Linked DNA regions of Mus musculus: region 1 is linked to region 2. A link is a contact called in ENCODE Hi-C data. All regions are on one chromosome and are shown on one strand. The core of a region is the stretch at or near the end of the contact, and the rest is flanking DNA. Distances in the headings are between cores, read along the strand shown.

The links. Hi-C counts contacts between places; a loop is a spot of excess contacts on that map.
Region 1: a map of heart shows a loop between it and region 2 (1.8-fold over the local background). The contact joins the enhancer-like site here to the promoter of Ets1 in region 2. A Hi-C loop is called at or near these places in 3 of 37 maps with a recorded cell type or tissue (all heart).

What each region holds. Positions count from the first base shown.
Region 1 is chr9:32,667,108-32,674,048 of GRCm38, reverse strand. All of the region lies in intron 3 of Ets1 (E26 avian leukemia oncogene 1, 5' domain), which reads right to left. Among named protein-coding and RNA genes, the nearest start is that of Ets1, 34 kb to the right of the region's middle. Within about 2 kb of position 1,833, at least 1 of the 3 ENCODE cell types and tissues checked has a DNase peak (open chromatin) inside an H3K27ac peak, as active enhancers do; it is heart, where a contact is called at or near this core.
Region 2 is chr9:32,634,982-32,642,431 of GRCm38, reverse strand. It overlaps Ets1 (E26 avian leukemia oncogene 1, 5' domain), which reads right to left and starts at 6,191. Exons shown (of 10, transcript NM_001372534.1): 1 at 6,118-6,191.

The DNA.
Region 1 (6,941 bases), core at 584-3,083, 36 kb before region 2:
CTGCTTCTGCGGGGCACAATGGAACCTTTCCCCTTACTGTAGGAGATCCTAACTTCTCTGGAGTCCCAGATCATGCTGAGAAGCAGGGGAAAGCAAAATTCTTGTATGTATTATTTTTGGCAAGATCATTTCTGACGAAGAAGAAGAAGAAGAAGAAGAAGAAGAAGAAGAAGAAGAAGAAGAAGAAGAAGAAGAAGAAGAAGAAGAAGAAGAAAAGAAGAAGAGGAGGAGGAGGAGGAGGAAGAAGAAGAAGAAGAAGAAGAAGAAGAAGAAGAAGAAGAAGAAGAAGAAGAAGAAGAAGAAGAAGAAGAAGAAGAAGAAGAAGAAGAAGAAAATCTGTGACAATTAGCAGATTTAAGACTTGGTAGAAGGTCTTCAGGGTTGGTGATGTACAAGCAGGAGACCCAATAAAAGACACAGGCAGTTAGGACCTGGTTCTATCGCTGTTTAAATCACTGGTGTTTCTGCTTTCCCACTACCTCTTGACAAGGTCTTCAAGAAAGGAATTCCAACTTGCAAAGCAGTTTGCTTGCTTTGGAGGCTGAGGTTTAAATGCCACCTGAAAGGGTGAATAGAGTTTGTGGAAATCTGTTTTATTAAGAAGCAAGAGTCTTCAAAGGCCATAGGTAAGGCTTAATAGGATGCTCAGGAATAGGAAGCCCATCCATATTAAAAAACAAAAAACAAACAAACAAAAAACCACAGTGATGCAGAGAAGAGAGAGCCAGCCCTCCAGACAGTGAGATAGGGCAGGGTCTGAACTGAAAGGCAGAGGCTATGCACAGGGGCGAGTTCTGAGGGCCAAAGGCTGCCCAGGGAGAGGTGATCTCTCCCATAGTGCAATTAGGCCTCCTGTTTGACCCCTGACTTTTGCCCCACAGGATATTTATGGTCTCTGGACAGGCAGCTAGGGGGCAAATGAAGGGATATAGACTCTGAAGGCCCTTAGTAGGGAAAGAACTAGAAGGAGAGAACTGAGGTGGAGGGGGGGGCAGGGATGGAGAGAAGGTAGGAGAAGGGAGACAAGGAGAGAGGGAGGGAGGGACAGCAGGCAAACAAGCTGGCTTTCCTAACAGCAAGGACTCTCCTGGCAGGGAGTGGTGCCCTTGCTTACACCCCACCTATCTAGAACTCCCATTAGCCTCTTGCAATCTAAATCTAAGTTCAGAATCTCATCTGTTTCTTAAGCAGATGTGCCACCACAAACCAAGGGGACAGCAGGCAGGTCAGGCAGGCCAGGCCTCTCCCCTCCCAGAGTCAGCAGTGGCAGCTGCCCAAGGTGGGGCCTGGATACCCCACTTCGGGGCGGGCCGCTGGGGCGCTGCTTGGCTGGCAGTGCCGGGGTTAACCCGGCAGCCCTGCGGAGCAAAGATTTCTGTTTTATTTCAGCGGGGGAAGTGTGTGCTGCCTGATTAGCTGGATGGTTTCCTCTTTTCCCATAACCTCCAGACCCCCACGGCCCAAGTGTTTACTCTCTGAAATAAAAAATCTGCTGGTGTTTTTCTTTTTGTGTGCTCGTGTATTTTGGGAGGATTGCAGAGGAGGAAGGCGGGGTCGGGGTGAGGGACCAGCCTGGGGGAAGGGAGGGCGCAGCCTCCAGCTGCAGAAGCTGCAGCTCAAGAAAGCAACTTCTTAACGAGGGAGCTGGTCTCTTGCTCTGGCAGCTATAAACACACTGAACATCTGGAGGCCAAGAGTCTCTCCCGGCCAGACGTGAGCACCACAGGCTGTCCCTGCCCGGCCGTCCCCACCCCCTCGGCTCTCACACCCCCTCTCAACTCAGATCAGCCCCAGCCCTCTCACATCATCCACCCACCCGACCATTTCCATTCACAGAGATCCGCAGCGCCCGCTAGCAGCCGGCCCGCGGGAGCTGAGAGGAGACGAGCAGGCGACGCCAGCCAGCAGTGGCCACCCCGCCCCCGCCCCTGTTCCAGAAGAGGGGTCAAACTGCTAGAATCCAATAAGAACTTGGTGCCCCGGGGACCTTTTCCCAACTCGGACTAAATATTTGCGGTTTGAAGAAGTTAAGAGAACTCCCCCGCCCCTCCAGAGCCCCCTGAGAGTTCCAGTGCAATGCTGTTACTTCCTTGGCTTTTTTGAGAAACAAGGAATTTATCTATCAGGTGGTCAGGCCAACAGAAGGCTTGCATGCTAATTGTCACTCTGCTCGCCCTGCTGAGATGAGACGCTCTTTCTGCACCTGGGTCTCCTTCCTTTCCCAGCACCGAGGAAAGGATTCATTCTCTCACACACAGCCAGCCAAAGTCCTGACTTTTCCTTAGCATAGCTCCAGTGAGCCCCAATCCCAGAATGCCCTGGGTACTTCTTCTCAGGTACCCCTCTCTTTTTACTGGTGAAACGAGTTATAGTGGGGACAATGTTGGCAGATGTAATATATGTGTTATATATGATAGAAAAAGAGGAGAAGGAGAGGGCACGGGGGGGGGGGCGGGGGTGGAAAAAAAGGAGGAAAGAGAGAGCCTGAGGGTAGGATGTGCCTTGGGCAATGAGAAAGTAGTCAAAGCTTTTTAGGTCAGAGTCAGACACCTTCTTTCTCTGGCTCCTTTAACTTCATCGTTGAACTATGGTTCATAGGAAGGGTGGCATTTATTGTCCATTGACCAAGGCCTTTCATGTCTTAAATTATGAAACCAGCATAAGAACTCAAAAATAAGGTTAAGGACCTGTCTGTTGAAGATTAGAAACCCAAGAAATGTATTAAAAACTCCAGGACATGATGCTGTGTTCTTGCTCTCTCTACCAAACCAATTTAAACCCTTGAACTAGACCCAGTTCTATTTAGAGTCATACCCTCACACAAAGAATCTGAATGTTAAGGACCACACATTCAAAGGTTTCAAGGAGGCAGAAGGTGGGAGTCTAAGAGAGGAGGCAGTAAACCCTGGCCAATAGGAACCAGCCACCCACAGCTGGCCAGGAATCCACTTTCCCTTGCAGAGGAAGGCTCAGGCACACAGATACCTTGATATAAAAAACAAAACAAAAAACAAAAACCCACAGAGTAAATGCAAACAAACATGGAGGAGCAGTGAGTGGATTTGGGGCTAGCCTCACCTATGACCTTTTATTCCAGTATGTACTTAAAGCCCCTCAGAGATGTGATGGGGAAGGTGTGTGAAAAGATCGTCCCTGGACACCTTCCTCTAGGGACCCAAGAAGGGCAGTTAGACCTGGTCTTTTGGGAAAGATGAACTTTGAGACAAGACTATAGCTAGCTCTTTCTGAGATAGCACAGCTGCCAAACCAGGATCAGAGGAACCCAAGCTGCCCATCTCCCTTAGTGGTCAGACCCTATTTACAGAAAGACAATTCTCTCCTATTAGGCTACATAGCCTTTTCCAGACCAGTCAGGGCTACATAGAGACTGTCTGAAAAATAAGTAAATACTTAAATAATAGTAATAACAACAACAACAACAATAAAAACAAATTAGTTGTAAGGAACTGCCTTGTCAAAGTTTAGACTGTGCCACATTGAGTTGGAAAATCAAGAACATCCAATAAAATGTTGAGAATGGGGGCCCCTGAAAGGCTCCTCATGTACCTCACTATAGGCTACCATAGCCTTCTCTGGCAGAAAGAGCCGAGCATTCTATCTGGGACAGATTAGTCCAATATTGTAATATCCAATGTCATCAGTGGTACTCACAGACTCAGGGGCTTAGAATTGTTTTGAAGAACAAAGAACCTCTAAAAAAAAAAAAGAGTGTCCTAGAAAAAGAAAAATGTGTCCTGAGACAGAACAGAAATGTGCAGCAGATGGAGTTTGAAGCGCTGGTTTTAAGCCCTGTGGCCATCAGACACAGTCAGCTGAAAGAACAAACCTGCTGTGAGCATAAACATTCCAGGCCAGGTGAGTCTCTCTTGAAGTCTTGCTGGCATGTCTTCAACACTCTCAACACTTGAAAAGCCAAACTGGAGACTCTTGCTTTCCTGCTGAAACATCCCACCTGCCTGCCTGTCAATGCCCTTTCCAAACACTGCCCAGGTTTGATCCCTCCCAGCCGCTGGGCCAGATGACAAAGCCCCAGGAGAGACCATGAACCTGGCCTCTCAACATGTCTCCCACATGAACTTCTAAAGTTTATTTGGGAAAGACATTCTTCAATTCCGCCATTTTATTAGTAAATTTGTTTTAGAAATGTTAAATAGTGAAATCCGAAGTCACCCCCTGATATTGCCAAGCCTGTGTCATACATAAGTGCAGTATTTCATATGGGAACCATTTGCTCTATCAGAAAACATGTACCACCCCCCATACACAATTTTTTAAAAAGTTGCATGCAGGCAAGGACTATGTCTTCTCTTTCCCCATCTGTCTTTAGGACCCACCATGTGCCACTGGAGGTCAAATGAGTTCAACCAATCAGTGGGTCGCTTTCTGACTCAACCCTTAGACATTTTTGGATTTCTAAAATGTGCTTCACAGAACAATGAGTCAATGATTTACAACAGCAGACATGCACATCATGTTTACTGTATGCCGGCATGCTTCAAGCTTCACAGATAGGAACTGAGTGATTCTCAGAGTGTGACTTCTGGGTTTCCAGCAGCCATAACAGGGGCAGCTCCTGGAAATGTATTAGAAAAAAAAATCAAAAGAATTCCTCAGCCTAACCTTGGAGTAGGGCTTTAAAGCCTGTGCCTCAGCAGATTCTGGCGTTTCTAGTTTAATGAGTCCAAAGCAAGAGTTAAATCTTACATCTCTAAGTCCTCCTCCTCCTCCTCCTCCTCCTCCTCCTCCTCCTCCTCCTCCTCCTCCTCCTCCTCCTCCTCCTCCTCTTTGGGCTACTGCTGCTACTGCCACTGCCTGTAGACCAAGCTAAAGAATCATCATCAAGTTGCCCAAGGTCACACAGTGAGGACGATCTCCTATAAACCTCGGTGACCTCCTTTAAGATCCCGGCTTCCTTACTCCTGGACCATCTCTGAATTCTTTTCCAAGACATTGCGAAGCGGCAGGATCCTGTGTATGACACGAGTGTATATTGATCAAAATGCCACTGTTAAAAATTGGGATGAATCAAGACCAAATCTATCGCTGCCTTTGAAAAACATACTACCTGGAATGGAAAAAAAAAATGATGGTGCTCTGGAAGGGGAGCAGAGTATTGTGTTTTCTGATACATGCTATGAGCAGTCATGATGGCCCTAACAAAGAGGCTGAGGTCACATGTGGACAGCTGGCGGCTACGGCTGAACTTTAGTCATGTTGTCTCCTTTTGGAGTGGGCTCTCTGGCTTCTGATTTCTGATTCCCAATAGGACCAAGATAGAGTCAAGCTTTGCCCGACTCCAGTCAGGACTGGGTTCCATTTTCTATTTCTTCTGAGAATGGCTTGTATGGACCCTGTCGCTTCTCAACAAGGCTGTGGGCAGGAACTAGCTCTAACGCTTCACGACAGCAACATTTTAGTGAGTTAGAGACTGGGTGCAGGAGCCTGACACACACAATCATTCTCACTATGGTGATGGAGAGAGAGGTGCTGTAGCTGAGGGACAGACTAGATGAAGGGAACAGAAAAGAGGCAGGGTCAGTGGGCTGCACTCCAGGCAGACTATAAACAGTAACAGACATTACAGCCCTGGCTTGTGTAAGGAGCTCCATTGATTCACAAGATTCTCTGACAGAAGGATGATGAGAAGCTAAAACAGAAAGGGCCCATTCATTCATGCAGAACACAAGCCCTTGGCCCCCATTGGCTCTCCATAATGGCTCCAGGCTGATAGCAAGGAGGGGGCCATAGGGAGGGAGGAGGAGGTAAAAAAATGAAAGAAAATGATGACTGCAAGATCGTTGTGAAGCAACGTACAGCTGCACAGGCAATTGCATGCAAATGTGACTTCCCTTTTTAGCTGTAGTGAATGTCCTCAGAATCGTGTGTTTTTCTCTTTCACGCCATTTCTCCTCTCTTCCGTCCCTTGTCATTTTTCCAGGCTCCCCGATTCTTTGTCCCTTGTCATTCATCTTTCATCATCTTTTCCCAATACCATCTCTATCTCTACCAACCCTCATCTCTGTTTTCTGTCAGTTCTGCACATCTCAGTTTTCCCCCTCTGTTCCTTTTCGTCTCTTCTTTGCTTTCCTGGTTCCCGACTCTCCCTTCCACTTATTAGCAAGAGTTTTTCCATTTAAGCCTTAGCCTTATTCTCTTGGCCTCCCTTCTTCCCATTCCTCTCCTCCTCCTCGGCCTCTGCCGCTCGAGAATGAATGGGAACAATACTCTGATGAAGGCCGCTACGAGCAAGCCTGGGTGTTCATGGATGGTCCCTCCTGTCAGTATTCCAGTCACTGACAGATGTGTAATCCTTGGAAAAGAAGTCCATTCATCCCTTCTGAGAGCACAGACGTGAGGCAGAGCAGGGGTGGGAAGTAGCCATGAGTCGGAGGAGGGGAAGGAAACAGAAGTTATAAATAGGATGAAAGAAGATGGGAGGAAAAAAATGGAGTATTTTTTTTCTCCCTTTCTTTTTATTCAGCATATCTCCACCAAAGAAAAAAAAGAAAAAAAAGTGCCACAGCTGGAGAAATCATTCGTTCATCCACATCTTCATCTTCCTTCTTTAAAAGAAAACCCACAATAGCCTTCCAAAAAACAACCCATCGCCGAGGAGAACTGGACCACAGCCCAGAAAGAGGTCCTGCAGCTCCTTCATCTGGACAGCTCACAAGGCAAGGGACAGACAGGGAAAGACTCAAGGTTCTTTGCCAGATCTTTCCATCAGAGGGAGCCTGGGGAAGTGGGAGCTCTTGCCTCTATTTGCAAACAGATTACCATCCACTGGTAGGGAGCCAGACCCCATGGAAGCAGCCTATCGTTCCAAACTGCAATGGCTGGCATGTCGGGCCATTCTGAGGATGGTTATTATTCCCACCCCAAAGCCACAAGTCTAGGCAACCCGAGCTTCTGTCTTGGAA
Region 2 (7,450 bases), core at 4,942-7,441:
CCTAGTCACTCAGGTTCCATGTAGGAGCACATCATAAGAGCAGTGGCCCTCCATAATAAGAACATTGCCCTGACAGTATTGTTCTTCAGTTCCGTGTGTAACCCTGAAGAGCAACAAATGAGCACACTTGACCTTCAGATGCACTGTGGCCAAGGTAAGTGATGACAATTGAATAAGATTATTTTAGACTTCAGACCTGGAAACAACACAGGAGAGTCTGCAAGAATGATGTTATGTACTCCTTTCTTCTCCACCATGGATGCATTAAAGTTCAGGGTTAAACAGATCCTTGGCCAAGTCAAACCCAAAGAAGAATTATAAGATGAAATTGTCAACTTTCACCCAGTGCATGCTGCTAAAAGAAATGCTCCAAGAGTCTAGAATCTTACATAATTTCTTTTCAATCCATGGTGTGACCTACATTTACGATCTAAAATTTATATTGAGTCTTTGCTTCTTAGAAGATCTCAACAAAACAGAAAGGTCATAGAAAGACCAGGGGGACTGGATTGTTTTAAACATATGCCTCTAAAACGGAATTAAAAGATACCAGCCGACATGGATCTCACAAATCTGGCAAGCAACTTCTGGGACTATGTCTAATTGTGATTTTCATGGTGGGGTTTCATTTGTTTTATTGCCCAAATTCTAAGGTTCCAATTTCCCAGTGTAATGCTAAACAGCTTGCTGGCATTCTGCTACTCAAAGGGGTTTTGCAGAATTTTCAACTCAGAAAAAAATTAATCAAATCAGCTCATTTTTATTTCAATAAGCCAAGGCCAGAGAGCTGAGGTGCCAAGAAAAGCTTCGGAGTTGCAGATTGTGTGTAGGCATGGCTCACCTTCCTGAATGTGCCATTCGTCGCCTGGAATTTCTTAGCATCACAGTCTTAGTTTTCCTCAACCATAAAATGAAGACAAGAATGCCAACCCTTTGAGGACTGCTGAGGAGGCATATACAAACTATAATCATTTAGCTGTGTTATCAAGGATACTGGGCATTCACTGTTAGTAGGAAAGACGGATCTTATTGTTATTATACGTTAGCATTATTTTTACAGCTCAAGGTAGCAGAGGTTACCTATTTAAGAATGAGATGTTGTGATGCTTATCTTTAACCCCAGGATGCAGAGGTAAACAGATGGCTGAGAGTTCCAGGTAAGTCAGCAGTACACAGTGAGGCCTTGTCTGGAGAGAGAGAGAGAGAGAGAGAGAGAGAGAGAGAGAGAGAGGAAAGAGAAGAAAGAGAGGAGAGAGAGACAAGAGGAGAGAAGTGGGTGGGCGAAGACCTAAAACCCCATGGTCTAAATCTTCACGTCTTTTTCTAAAACTGGACATTTAAGTCATCAAGAAAAAATTCCTTTTATAACCATAGGATGAATGTCTTTAGTAGAGAACTTTCAGAAGACAAGAGAGGCATAGTTTTCAGTGAATGCTAGGCATCCTGTACTATTGTTATGCATACACCCAAGAAGCAAACATATTCTTACAGGTCCAACAGAGCTCCTGCAAAGACTGCAGTTGCAGTCACAAAAACCAGGAACTACTGCAGATTCCTGAATTGAGTACATACACACACACACACACACACACACATGCACATATACACATACACATATATACATGTGCATGTATATATATATATATATATATATATATATGAATGCATGCCAAGCACATATACATGTATATATGCCAGAATATATATACATATATGTGTGTGTATACATATGCATATGCATATATGTGTATGTTTATATATAAGCCAGAATATGTATATATGTATGTGAATATATGTATATGTGTCTACGTGTATATGTGTATATATGTATATATACATGTCTACGTATATCCACCTTTGTGGACTAACACTTATAGCAACTGGCTATAAATACAGTCAAGTTAGTAGGCTGCTCTAGAAACCATTGAAAGGGTCCATATTTGTCTGGGACTTCCATTTTTGTAGCTGTTGTTGTCTTTGGTTTGAGGCAGTGCCACCCAATGAAGTGCACATGAATCTGAATCCCACAGTTCTGCTTATAAGCAGCTCCAGGCCACTAAGAGGACTATGTCAGGACAAGGCTACAGTCTAAGGACCTCACCCAGGAGCATACTGAACTCACCCGATTACACTTAGAAAACCTTTTACTAAGATGAAAACTTAGGAAGCAGAGTCACCTGGGAAACAGAAGCAAACACTTCTGCCCAAGGCTGAGCAGAAGTTTGCAGATCTTAGGGCCAAGACACACCTGGCTGAGACAAAATGTGTAGCTCAGGAGATACTCTGAGTCTCCCATGCCAAAGCATGGCCAAGACTTCTGTCTTTCCCAAGAAATGTGGCTAGTCCTTTATACTTTTATAGCCCTAAGGAACTGAAGCCCTCAGATTGATCACTCAAGGCCAGGAATTTCAGGCCAAGGAGTGTAGTGAGACCTTCCTACAGAGGAGGCAGAGACTGGCAGTGGTCTTACTCACAGGAGTCATCTAAGGACCAACACCCAGAGGCACCAAAAGAGAAGGCTGAAGGTTGACTTGTTCCAATTTTTAAAGATGTATTTATTTATTACGGTACACGGTAGCTGTCTCCAGATGCACCAGAAGAGGGCATCAGATCTCATCACAGGTGGTTGTGAGCCACCATGTGATTGCTGGGAATTGAACTCAGGACCTTTGGAAGAGCAGTCGGTGCTCTTACCTGCTGAGCCATCTCTTCAGCCCCTTGTCCCAATTTTTAAAAGACTCAAAGAACCTTTAGAAATTCTTCGAAATATTTCCTCAAGTGTCCAAATGTTTGTGAAAACTATTTTTAAAAAAAAGCAAGCAAGGAAGAAAGCAGGAAAGAGTGGGGAAGGGAGGGAAGGAGGGAGGAAGGAAGGGAGGAAGAGAGGGAGGGAGGGAGAGAGGGAGAGAGGGAGGGAGGGAGGGAGGAAGGGAGGGACAGAGAGAGAGAGAGAGAGAGAGAGAGAGAGAGAGAGAGAGAGACCTTATTTTCCCCATGAGTGATAGACTCCTGACATTGGTATTCAAAGTTCCCTGCTTTATCTGGAGCTTCTGGAACCACACCCACACTATAGATACATCAAATTCACCATCTTCTGCTCTAAGGAGAAAAGATATTATCTCAGACAACCTTCCCTACTCCCCTTCTCTGCCCAAGATACAGTTTTGTTTTGTGTCACTTGAACTCAGAAAATATTCATAGACTCTAAATATTAAAATTATTTTGTGTTTTATTTTTAGCCCTTTTTTTCTCCACAGAACATTTACTAAAATAAATAACGTAAAAATTTAAAATGTGTATGCATATATTGTGTGCCCTTCACCACACAAGGCTGGGAACAAAGTCTACTCTGGACATAAGACCACGTTAGGATGGTTTACTCACTTAGACGATCCAGACATGCAGGTTTTTCCCAGAGTCAGTATCTTCTTAGCAATGAATAATTTACAAATTCATCTTTAGACAGTAGGCCCTCTCCACATTATCTTCCCAGAAACCTAGCAAAATCCAGGCTGCTTCTGTGCATCTTAGAGTTTGGACTTTCTGTTACTGAATCCAGGAGCCCAGTGCTCACACTCTCTTTGTTCTGGTCAGGTCTCACCAAAAGCTCACCCTACTGATGTAAATGAAGTGGCCTGTGCAGAACACCTCTTGGAACACGCTGAGTGACTGCACAGAAAGTTAGCTTGCTCTCCTCTTTCAGGTGGGTGACAGTTCCTGAGAGTTGGCTGCATTAAAAGAGGCTGTAAGGCTACATCCTCGGTAGAATTAAGGGGACCAAGAAGGCTCTCTGTGTCTAAGTTTTCCCAGGATTAAAGAAACAAGAGTTGCTATAAATGCCATTAAATTGCTGCCTCACATATTAATGTCACTCAGATACTAAATGTTTTCAATTTCCCATGAAGAAAAAAAGAGGGAGGAAAGAAAGGAGGGAGGGTGGGAGCTCCAACTTCTGGCATATACTCATCTCTTGTGCTTTTTGATGTCACTGAGGAATTTGAATACATAATGAGAAAAGAATCATTGTGGTGGGGAGGCTGTGTCTCTGTTCACCAATAAATAACATCACAAAGCCCACCCATAAAAAGAAGACGCGAAAGTACAGGGGTGGTGGTCTTGAGATGTATTCTCTCAACAAGAGAAAGGAAGAAAGCCATAAGAATGACTACATTTCCTCATAGAGATAAATGAAACTGTCCATTCAAAAACATCATCACGTTCAGCAGAACTGGAGTTAGGGGTGAGAAATTTACCAACACGCTGAGGCGGTGTGGGATCATAGGCAGAAATCTCCATGCCCAGTTCCTGTCCTCACTACATTGTTTGGCTTACCCCAGTTCTTCCTTAGGAACCCGCACTCACAGACCCAATGTCTTACACTATTACTTCCAACTCCTCTGGCTCCTGTTGGCTCTTTTCTTTTTCAAAGCTCTATACTACCTTATTACAGACTCCCCTCTATGTAAGCCAGGTGGGACACCGAGAATCACCTGTATTTTAAAGAAAGTCAAACACACCGTGCTCATTCAATGACCTCTCCTCAGTTACAGAGACAGCCTCCCATAGAGTCCAAATGCTCATCCGCAAAATTCAGCTCTGATCCTCTTAGCTTTTGAACTTCACCATCCCTGGGAAATTTGAATAGGCAATTAGAGGCAGGGGCTCTGCAGAGAATCCAAGGTCACAGACTGCCAGGTGCCAGGATTACCCACATTTCTCCAGACTGGGCTGTAGCACCTCTTGGCGCCTCTAGTAACTAGCACCTGGGTGTAAGGTGTCTATGAGGCAAAGAGCCCCTCAGCAATCAGACTGTGCCCCATGTCCCCAGCAGTGGATCCAGAACAGAAGAGTCTGGTGGGCTGGTGCCTGCTGTTTGTTATTGCACTACTGATGGCTAAGTATAGAAGTTGTCGATTTACAATTAAAGCAGTGTGCTTCAAATATTAATATTAATAACTACAATGCCTGGACACATGAAAAGACCTTTTCATCTTCAAAGCACTTCTCACGAATTAACCCCTTACAGCTCTCTGGCCTGGGTTCTGGAACCGCAGGTAAATCAGAGCCATAGAGGCCACCAGCTGCCCCACGAGGACCGAGCCTGCCAAACCAAAGTCTTTCTTGCTAGATAAAAAAGGCGGTGAGGTAATCCAGACCCCAGCTGATGAAAGAGTTAAAGTGTCGGGTAATTTTACAAATCAAACAAAGTGGCCAGAGGTACATTTCAGGATCTGGATTTCCTGTTGTTTCCCACCCAGTTCCATGCAGCGATACAAAGTAGGAAGGAAAAGGGCTTCGGGATGAGAGAAGAGAAGAAAAAAAAAAAAAAAAGAAAAAAGAAAAAACCCAGAAGGGAACCTTACAATGGAATGTCATGATCTTGCCACCCAGCATCTTTGCACAGTTCACTCACAGAAAAGTCAACTTTGAAAGGTGATAGAAGACAACCTTACAGTAACAAGAAGCCTCCATCCCTTGCAAAGGGGAATTGCAGTCCCAACTCCAGCCTCCCCCGGGATAGCAGTACAGTTTGGGGGAAGAAAGTCCCTCGGACCTGGAGACACCCCCACAACCAATGACCCACAGAGCCTGACAAAGAATTGGTGAGCTCTTGTATGACTTAAGTCTCGAAGTAGAAGAAGTGATAGGCTGGCTTTTCAGAAGGTCTTGGCCAGTAGCAATTTCCCCTCTACGAAAGCAGTTCATTAAGTTGCTGGTAAGAGGTGGGGCAGAGCAGATAGTAGACTTCACTAAGAATGAAAAAAAAATAAGAAAGAAATTTTCTAAGCAAAACTACAGTTTTATTTAAAGGGTTTGCAAGGGGTATTCAGAATTGTGATATGCCATTTGCAAGGATCAACAATGTGTGCTGGGGGGGGGGGGAGGTGGAAGGTGACAAGAGTCTTGATGTTTAAGCTTATCTAATGAGAGCAGGAAATAGTTTTCAAAAATATTGTTAAACAATGGGATATGTGAAAAGGCAAAGACGGAAAAAAAAAGAAGAGAAACAGCTGCATCCTGAAAGTTTCACAATTTACCCTTTAATTCGTAAAATTTGGGGGTGGTGGGAGGAAAAGTGAAAAGAAAGTTTCCGACAGAAACTCAGCTCTCACTTACTAATTTGCTGCAGAGACGGGTGAGGAATGGAGTGAGCTTCACCGAAGGTCTGCGGCTCTTTCCAGCTACTACCTGCGGGGAATCCTTGGCTCCCGGGCTAAAGAGGATGCAGAGACCATAATACTCCTAATAGAGCTGCCTCCTGAAATGGGGGGTGTGGTCAAGCTAGGGAAGCAGAAGAGGCGGTATTCAGCCAGGCTCTGGCACCAAGGCAGTGGTCTCCAGGGCAGGCACTGTGATCTAAAGGGGAGCTGTTTGTGGCAGCGCTAAATTACACCTGATTAGTTTTATCCTTCTACTGATACTTCAACTAAATATTACTGATCCGGGGCAAAGTGCACAAGGGGCAGGGAGGGAGAGAGCAAGGGGGGAGGGAGAGAGGGAGAGAGAGACAGAGAGAAGAAGGGAGGGAGGGAGGGAGGGAGAGACAGAGACACTTGGCATGCACCAGATTGGTGCTCTACTGGACATGTGACTACTTCTGCCCCACATGGCTTGACTTTCTCAGTGAAACTGTGTTCATTTAGCCTAGGCCTTGAATCATGGGGCAGAGGGTCCTGTAAAACCACTCAGGGGGCTGTCTCTAGCAGGATGCCTGACACCCACTCACCTACTTAGGTTTCTTGTGACTCTTTATTAACCTGATGTGTGAAGTATGCCTTGTTCATATTGGGCCTGCCATGAGAAACACCACAGTGTATTTCTTCGTGAATAAGAAGATTTTGGCTCAGATCGCATCAGATGATCTCACCGGTCTCCACTCACTAGCGTGGATTAAATTGTTGTCATGTTTCCCTGACTGCATGCAGAGGGGGAGACGGCCAAAAGCAAAGGTGGAGGTTCCAAAAAGTAAGGCATCTCTTCTAAGCATTGTTCCAGGTGATCTGGCCATCGATGAACATTAGTGGATTTCATTTGTCCATGATGTAGTGATTAAAAGGAAGAAATATCCATAAATGTCTCTTTTTAACAAAGCATACGCAATATGAAAGTTTTAAGCAACTCTAGGCAAACATACACAATATCACTTCTTCACTTAAGGGCATGACGATAATGTTACAGTGAAATCTCATTTCTATGAATAGGGGAAAATTGGAAAAGTTTATATTGCTTGCAGTTCCAAGACTTTTGCCCTAAGATTCCATTGATGTTGAGTAATGGATGAGTCAATTGCTTCCTTCCCTTCTTAATGAAGACACAACTACTCCACTTGAAATTCCACAAAGACCCAAAATGTCATTCAGAAAATCATCATGTTTATCCATCGCTGGTAGCTTGCAGCTCACACAGGAACTAATGCCCGTGTTCCCCTCCTGTGTATTAACACGATGTA